2 separate regions of the Homo sapiens genome follow, and region 1 is linked to region 2. A link is a loop called in an ENCODE intact Hi-C map of the cell type or tissue named here. Cell type or tissue: IMR-90. All regions are shown on one strand. Links, peaks and the distances in the headings refer to the core of each region. The heading gives the core; the rest is flanking DNA. Region 1 has its middle 15 kb from the start of RPS14. Region 2 overlaps TCOF1 (treacle ribosome biogenesis factor 1).

Evidence for each region. Hi-C counts contacts between places; a loop is a spot of excess contacts. Peaks named below come from ENCODE experiments on the same cell type or tissue, not always from the same donor. Only the 100,000 strongest peaks of a DNase experiment are listed, where the experiment ranks them.
Region 1: it touches region 2 in a loop (6-fold over the local background); 1 of 110 quality-filtered maps calls a loop at or near these places.

Annotation. Positions count from the first base shown.
Region 1 is chr5:150,432,441-150,436,825 of GRCh38, forward strand. No RefSeq gene overlaps it. Among named protein-coding and RNA genes, the nearest start is that of RPS14, 15 kb to the right of the region's middle. In IMR-90, for the core only: a CTCF peak has its summit at 3,816 (motif pointing left); DNase peaks (open chromatin) are centred at 2,241 and 3,811; H3K27ac peaks cover 191 bases.
Region 2 is chr5:150,376,269-150,380,653 of GRCh38, forward strand. TCOF1 (treacle ribosome biogenesis factor 1) reads left to right here. Exons shown (of 27, transcript NM_001371623.1): 13 at 1-62; 14 at 155-352; 15 at 2,637-2,774; 16 at 2,961-3,140; 17 at 3,264-3,464. Among named protein-coding and RNA genes, the nearest start is that of TCOF1, 21 kb to the left of the region's middle. RefSeq lists an enhancer at 443-965. In IMR-90, for the core only: no CTCF peak of the experiment used is centred there; DNase peaks (open chromatin) are centred at 1,233 and 1,883; H3K27ac peaks cover 3,223 bases.

The DNA of each region.
Region 1 (4,385 bases), core at 309-4,308, 56 kb after region 2:
TCAGGAGATCGAGACCACGGTGAAACCCCGTCTCTACTAAAAATACAAAAAAATTAGCCGGGCGTGGTGGCGGGCGCCTGTAATCCCAGGAGCCTGAGGCAGGAGAATGGCGTGAACCTGGGAGGCGGAGCTTGCAGTGAGCCAAGATTGCGCCACTGCACTCCAGACTCCATCTCAAAAAAAATTTTTTTTTGATTAGCCAGGCATGGTGGTGTATGCCTATAGTTCTAGCTACTCTGAAAGCTAAGGCAGGAGGATCACTTGAACCTGGGAGTTCGAGGCTGCAGTGAGCCATGATCGCACCACTGCACTCCAGCCTGGGCAACAGAACAAGACCCTATCTCTGAAAAAACAAAACCAAAAGAGGCAGGCCAGGTGTGGTGGCTCACGCCTGTAATCCCACCACTTTGGGAGGCTGAGGTGAGCGGATCGCTTGAGGTCAGGAGTTCGAGACCAGCCTGGCCAACATGGTGAAACCCTGTCTCTATTAAAAATATAAAAATTAGCTGGGCAAGGTGGCAGACGCCTGTAAATACCAGCTACTTGGGAGGCTGAGGCAGGAGAATTGCTTGAACCTGGGAGGTGGAGGTTGCTGTAAGCTGAGATGGTGCCAATGCACTCCAGCTTGGGCAACAAGAGCAAAACTCCATCTCAAAAAAAAATAGAAAAAGGTAATAATAGCAATACCTAATTCCTCACATCTCTGATAGTCTCAGGAGTTTGAGGCTGCAGTGAGCTGTGATCACACCATTGCACTCCAGCCTGGGCAACAGAGCAAGACCCTGTCTCTAAAAAAACAAAAACAAAAAGGGTAATAATAGCAGTATCTACTTCCTTACACCTCTGATGGTCTACTTGCATGCTACTTCCTACTGTGAGTATGAGAATTAAATAAGCTGCTACTTTTTTTTTTTTTTTTGAGACAGTCTCACTCTGTCACCCAGGCTGGAGTGCAACGGCATCTTGGCTCACTGCAACCTCCGCCTCCTGGGTTCTTGTGATTCTCCTGCCTCAGCCTCCTGAGTAGCTAGCACTACAGGTGTGCACCACCATGCCTGGCTAACTTTTGTATTTTTAGTAGAGACTGGGATTCACCATGTTGGCCAGGCTGGTCTCAAACTCCTGACCTCAGGTGATCCAGCCGCCTCAGCCTCCCAAAGTGCTGGGATAACAGGCGTGAGTCACCGCACCCAGCCAATAAGCTGCTACATTTAAGTTGCTTGATAAGTGCTTAATAAATTTCAGCTGTATAACATCGTCAGTCTAGTTAGTGCTATTTTCCCTAATGTCGCACCACAGCTTGCCTCCCTGTAACTTCCATACTTTAGGTCTAGCTCTGTCCCTTGGAATTCTACCCTCTTTCGCACTCACCTGCAGGTTATTCCTATTGTTCTGCATTTCTCAATTTTTCTTTTTCTTTTTTGAGACAGAGTCTTGCTCCATCACCCAGGCTGGAGTGTAGTGATTCCATCTCAGCTTACTGCAACCTCTGCCTCCTGGACTCAAGCCATCCTCCCACCTCAGCCTCTTGAGTAGTTGGAACAACAGGTTCACACCACAATGCCTGGGTAATTTTGGTATTTTTGTAGAGACAGAGTCTCCCCATGGCTGGCCTCGAACTCCTAGGCTCAAGTGATCCGCCCACCTTGGCCTTCCAAAGTGTTGGGACTACAGGCGTGAGCCACCCTAGTCCATTTCTCAATTTTAATTTTCTCCTGATGCCAGAGTTTTTGGTTTTATTTTGTTTTTTTTTTTTGAGATGGAGTCTCCCTCTGTCGCCCAGGCTAGAGTGCAGTGTCATGATCTCGGCTCACTGTAATCTCCACCTCCTGGCTTTAAGCAATTCTCCTGCCTCAACCTCCTAAGTAGCTGGGATTACAGATGACTGCCACCACACCTGGCTAATTTTTTTTTTTTTTTTTTTTTTTTTAGTAGAGACAGGGCTTCACCATGTTGGCCAGGCTGGTCTTGAACTCATGACCTCAAGTGATCCGCCTGCCTTGGCCACCCAAAGTGCTGGGATTACAGGCTTGAGCCACTGCACCCGGCCACTTGATGCCAGATTTTCTTTTTGCAAGTTCCATTTTTCATCATGCAAACATAATTTCCCCAAGATCATGGTTTCTTCTTGTCAGAGTCATTGGTTGTTTGCCAGGCAAGCTCAACTTTGCCAGACACACAACTGCGGCGGGTGGGAGAATGTAGCTTCAGGGCCTCCCCTCCTGCCCTGACAGGCCTGATTGTTTACTCCCAGGAATTTGCATTACTTGGATTTGGAATCCCTGTCGGTAGGCCTCTCTGACAGCATACCCTAAGCATCTGCCATCAGGGCAGGATGATGTCATGATGAAGGGCCCGGACTCCGGAGCCAGGCAGAGCTAAGTTCAAATCCAGACTCCTCCACTTACTTGCTGTGTGATCTTGGCTGAGGCACTTAGTCTCCCTAAGCAAGCCTCAGTTTTCTCATCTGCAAAACAGGACTAATAATAATAATAATCTTGCCTGCTTCATAGCATGTTGTGAAGATTGATTAAGAGAATGCAGCCAGGCGCAGTGGCTCACACCTGTAATCCCAGCACTTTGGGAGGCCGAGGCAGGTGGATCATGAGGTCAGGAGTTCGAGACCAGCCTGGCCAATATGGTGAAACCCCGTCTCTACTAAAAATGCAAAAAACTAGCCAGCATGATAGCAGGTGCCTGTACTCCTCGCTACTCGGGAGGCTGAAGGGGAGAATCTCGCTTGAACCCGGGAGGCGAAGGTTGCAGTGAACCAAGATAGTGCCATTGCACTCCAGCCTGGGTGACAGAGCGAAACTCTGTCTCGGAAAAAAAAAAAAAAAAAAAGAGAATGCATGTAAAACACTCGGCATAGTACCTACCTCAATAAATGTTTGGCATTAATATCTAAGGCTGTGCTGTCTAACATGGCAGCCACTAGCTACACATGGTGGTTGAGCCCTTGAAATGTGGCTAGTCCAAATGGAAGTGTGCTATAAGTGGAAATATATAAGGGACCAGCCGGGCTCAGTGGCTCAGGCCTGTAATCCCAGCACTTTGAGAGGCTGAGGCGGGTGGATCACCTGAGTTCAGGAGTTCAAGACCAGCCTGACCAACATGGTGAAACCCTGTCTCTACTAAAAATACAAAAATTAGCCAGGTGTGGTGGTGGGTGCCTGTAATCCCAGCTACTTGGGAGGCTGAGACAGGAGAATTGCTTGAACCCGGGAGGTAGAGGTTGCAGTGAGACAAGATTGTGCCACTGCACTCCAGCCTGAGTGACAGAGAGACTCCGTCTCAAAAAAAAAAAGTACAATGGATCTCAAACTTCACACAAAAAAAGTAAAACATCTTAATAATTTTTATATTGATTATATGTTGGAATGAAAATATTTTGAACATATTGGGTTACATGAAATATATTATTAAAATTAATGTCATTTTGTGATACTTTATCAGTGTGGCTACTGGAAAATTTGAAATTACACCTGTGGCTCACTTCTGTGGCTTGCATCATATTTCTTTGGTGCTAATTCTAGTGGGTTTTATTGTTGTTTTCAGTGGGGGGGAGGAGATCTGGTTTGGTTTGGGAGCATTTGAATTCCACTGGCTGCACCTTTCTCTTTTACATGGCATCTGAGGTGCAAGGGCTCTTCAGAGATCACAGAGATGCAATCTCCTTTTTGTAAAGATGAGGAAACGGAGGCACATAAGAAATGGATAGGCTGAGGGCCACTGAACCAGGGGTGGCAGAACCCAGATCAGAACTAAGACAGCAAGGCAGCACGCGGCTTCCTGTCAGAACAATGCTGCCACCTGGTGGCCACCTATATATGACTGATGTAAGCTCCCACGGCAACGGGGCTCCCTTCAGGGGCAGGACTCTGCTACCGTGTACTTCCCAGCCCTCTGAAGAGATGCTGAGACAGGGCGGGTCCTCCTCCTCCTCGACTTCCTTGGTAGCCTGATTGCACTGAGCCCCAGCCTGCTAGAAGTGAAAGAGTGTGGCGATTAAGGGCACGGTCTGTGGTTATAGACAAGCGTATGTAAGTTTGAATCCTTGCTCCTGCCCCTTTCCAGCTGTGTGCCCCTGGACGAGTCACTTAACCTCTCTGACCCTCAGTTTCCTCACATGTTAAATTTTGATAATAACAGTACTTACCTCAAAGCGACTGAATGAGGTAATACTTGTAATATGAGTCATAAATATTTATATGATACCAGGTACGCATTGTCTCAGGTGCTGGGACAGCAGTGACCTGAACGGAAAAGTCCAGTAGTCACCAAGCCCAGTGGTTCTCAAAATGTGGTCTCTGAACCATCAACATCAGCACTACTTGGGAACTTAGAAATACAAATCTTCAGACCGGGTGCGGTGGCTCATGCCT
Region 2 (4,385 bases), core at 234-4,233:
CAAGCAGTGAGGAATCAGATAGTGAGGAAGAGAAGACAGGTCTTGCAGTAACCGTGGGACAGGTGAGGCCTGTGTTTTCTGGGCGGGCCTCAGGGCCGCCCCTACGTGGTCCTTTGGACTCCTGGAGACACCTCTCTTCCCCTTGTCATCCCAGGCAAAGTCTGTGGGGAAAGGCCTCCAGGTGAAAGCAGCCTCAGTGCCTGTCAAGGGGTCCTTGGGGCAAGGGACTGCTCCAGTACTCCCTGGGAAGACGGGGCCTACAGTCACCCAGGTGAAAGCTGAAAAGCAGGAAGACTCTGAGAGCAGTGAGGAGGAATCAGACAGTGAGGAAGCAGCTGCATCTCCAGCACAGGTGAGGCCTAGAAGGAGCAGGCCCATCCCACCCACACCTGTTCCTGAGCCAGGGCTGAGGATGGGCTTGACTGGGGGCTAGTGTTGCCTGCAGGTGTGCAGAAGCCTCAGAGGTAGCCTCAACACAGCTTCCTTCCCTATCTTTCACTCCATGTCTCCTCTGCCCATCAGAGCTCCAGGGTCTCTGTCTTGTTTGCCTTTTGAGGTCCTCCTGCTGATTGATTCCCTGTGGTTTTCACAAGCTCTGGAGTTCCCACCCTGCCAGGTGCTGCCCTTGTCTGGGGTTGCTGAGGCGCTGTTCCTCAGGGAAGTCCTGTCTCTGTGGAGCATGGACATGCTCCTGCAGTGTGGAGCGATGGGGTTGAGATAGAGGGTGTGAGCCTGGGCTGCGCAGCATGACAGGTGAGAGCATCTAGGCCTTTTACAGGAGGTGGCAGCATCTGAGCCATGGGCTGAAAGAGTTGGCCAGGTGAAATGGGCAGGGAGAGTGTTCCAGGCAGAGGAAGCAGTCTGTGCGAGGCCAGGGAATGAGAGAGTGCCTGGCTTGGGTGCCTTGCCACAGGCGGCACATTGTGGTGGGATGGCTGGCAGTTGTTTAGAGCCAGACCGCCTGGGTTCAAGTTTCAGCTCCACAGCCTGGCAAGTGCTGTAAGCCCTCAGAGCCCTTACTCTCCTATAAACAGGAAATCAGCCCTCACAGGTTTGGGTGAGAATTTAGGTGAGATCTCACCTGCTACACCCAGCAAGGGAGCTGCACACAGCAAGTTGTCTCTGTCACCCTGACGATGGGCCAGGCTAATGTGGAACAGATCAGGAGTGAGGTCTCCAAGCCTGGAAGAGCTGAGAGAAGATGGCTCACTCCCTGCACTCACCCACCCACTGTTTATTATTTTTAATTGTCGCTCTGTTTTTTTCTGTAACCACTCAGAAATTAGTCATTTCTTTTTTCTCTGTACCAGAGCACACATTTCTACTGATTTTTTTTTGTCCTCCTCTCGTTGACTTGTGGGACCTCAGGGCTCTAGAATTCCTCCATTGAGGTTTTTAAGCTCTGCAGGGGCCCCTTCCAGAGCCGCCTCTACTCTTTCCCAAGCTGCAGGCACATTCCAGACCCAATGCCTTACAGAGTTTCATTATGCAGCTCACTTAAATATTTGTCTTCCCTTCTGAGCCTCCCACCTGTACCATGAGGTGGGTGTTTTATTTTTATTTTTTGAACCATGGGCTATTTTGAAGTAAGCCGTTTAATTTCCAAATATCTGGGATTACCCAGGTTTCTTTTTGTTGATTTCTAATTTAGTCACATTGTGGTTGGAGAACATATTTTGTATGATTTAAATCCTTTTTTGTGTATTGAGACTTGTTAGGTCAAGTCAGTCTTGTGTCTTGTTTCTTGTGGAAAACATGGCTCCCCTCTGGAGGATTTACGTGCTCTACTGATGAGCACCTCGGCCTGAGTCATACTTGGTCCACACTGTAGGGAATCTTCTTGAAGTCCTGATTCTTCACCTCATTTGACCTCATGTGTTTGAGGAATGCTGGGGGATGGGGTTGTTTTCTGACACTGACCAGATGCCATCCCTGAGTGAGGCAGGGGCCTTGAGATGCTGCCAGAGTCCTCATTCTGTTTCACATTAGGCTTGCTGTCACTCCTGTTAAGGATCTCACTCTGGGAATTTCCCTTTTTTTTTGTTCTCCTTCTATTTGTTGGAATCCCTGACAGGCCTTTTGGGGGTTCTCTGGATATCGGTTAAGGCTAGATTAAGCTGAAGAAAACCTTAAACAACAAGTATCTTGTTCTGCCGTGGCTGCTTGAGCTCCAGCTCTGACCTCAGCATTCCATCTAGCCTGGAGGAGGAAGAGACATGTTTCTGACCTTTTATGGCACTCAACTTACATCCTATGAGCCAGAATTTAATGACATTGCCACCTAGCTGAAAGGGAGCCTGGAAAACATCTGTTTTAGGTAGTCTTGTGCTTAGCTAATGCTAAGGAAGGCACGCACAATGAGTTTGAGTGTTTATTATGTTCCAGACATCATGTTAAACTCTGAATCTCCTATTTAGTCTTCATCATAACCCGTAGGTGGGCCTTATTATTATCTCCATTTGATAGAGGACTGAACTGAGGCCCAGTGAGATCAAGTGATGAGCTCAGGTTCACACGCCTATTGCATGGAGGAGCCAGAATCCAGACTCGGGCTCCAGCTCCAGAGTCTGTATTCTTGGCTAGCTGCTTTACTCAATCTCACCTTCTCCCTCCTTAATTCCCTTTTCTCCACTCAGGTGAAAACCTCAGTAAAGAAAACCCAGGCCAAAGCCAACCCAGCTGCCGCCAGAGCACCTTCAGCAAAAGGGACAATTTCAGCCCCTGGAAAAGTTGTCACTGCAGCTGCTCAAGCCAAGCAGAGGTCTCCATCCAAGGCAAGTGGGGCCAGAAGCCACAGGAGGTGTGGAGGGTTGGGGTAGAGAGGAGGACCAGTCACTGAGCCCAGCCAGGAGAAGGTGCGTGCATGGGCAGGCCACCCACCCAGAGTTGTGCCATAGTGGGGAGTGGGACCTGAAAGGAATCACTTTTGCCTCCAATACTATTATCCCCCTGCAATTCAGGTGAAGCCACCAGTGAGAAACCCCCAGAACAGTACCGTCTTGGCGAGGGGCCCAGCATCTGTGCCATCTGTGGGGAAGGCCGTGGCTACAGCAGCTCAGGCCCAGACAGGGCCAGAGGAGGACTCAGGGAGCAGTGAGGAGGAGTCAGACAGTGAGGAGGAGGCGGAGACGCTGGCTCAGGTGAGGGGGAGGGAATGGAGATCATCCCCTACATGGGATGTAACACCTTTGCCACATCCAGCTCCTGTCTTCTCACACGTCCACCCTCCAGGCTCTCTCCTCTCATCCTGTTTCTCCCTCCAGGTGAAGCCTTCAGGGAAGACCCACCAGATCAGAGCTGCCTTGGCTCCTGCCAAGGAGTCCCCCAGGAAAGGGGCTGCCCCAACACCTCCTGGGAAGACAGGGCCTTCGGCTGCCCAGGCAGGGAAGCAGGATGACTCAGGGAGCAGCAGCGAGGAATCAGACAGTGATGGGGAGGCACCGGCAGCTGTGACCTCTGCCCAGGTAAGACTTGCCAGGCCTCTGAGCCACCAACACTCACTCCTCAGAACGGGGGTATAGGGCTGGGCGTGGTGGCTCACACCTGTAATCCTAGCACTTTGGGAGGCCGAGGCAGATGTATCACTTGAGGTCAGGGGTTCAAGACCAGCCTGGCCAACATGGTGAAACCCCGTCTCTACTAAAAATATAAAAATTAGCTGGGCATGGTGGCGGGTGCCTGTAATCCCAGCTACTCGGGAGGCTGAGGCAGGAGAATCCCTAGAACCTGGGAGGCGGAGGCTGCAGCAAGCCAAGATCATGCCACTGCACTCCAGCCTGGGTGATGAGAGTGAGACTGTCTCAAAAAAAAAAAAAAAGAAAAAAAAGAAAAGTGAAAAACCAGGGTTTAGGGCCAGGTAAGGAAAAGAAAGGAAGGCCAGGTTAAGGCTTAAGGCTCCAGTTCCACCATGCCCTCCTCCGTCTGCTGTCATCCACATCTCCTTAGGTAAAACCTGCTACTAAAACCCCCCAAACGAAGACTTCCGTAGCTAAAAGTGTCCTGGGTCTATATCTAGGTCGAGGTCTCCACCAGCTCTATAAGCTAGGCCAGTATTTCCCACCAAGGCATATGAGACCAAGAATCTACATGTTAGTTATTGTGCATACGTTAACGTTATACAAAATGACTCTCCCTGTCAGAGTCCCAGGGAAGCTTGGAGTGTGGCACAGGTCCCCCTGAGGTCCTGGAGAGATGGAGGAAGTCTCATCCTGCACCTTGGCCCGGAGCCTCACATAGGCAGGCGCATCTTCTCAGGCAGGGCTTGTCTAGCTTAGTGCAAAGCCTGGACCCTGGAGAGTGGGGAGAAAGAAAATCTGAACAATTCCCTCTGTCTGCTTGCAGAAGATAGCAGGGCTTGCTACATCCTACAGAAGTGTAGGATGACA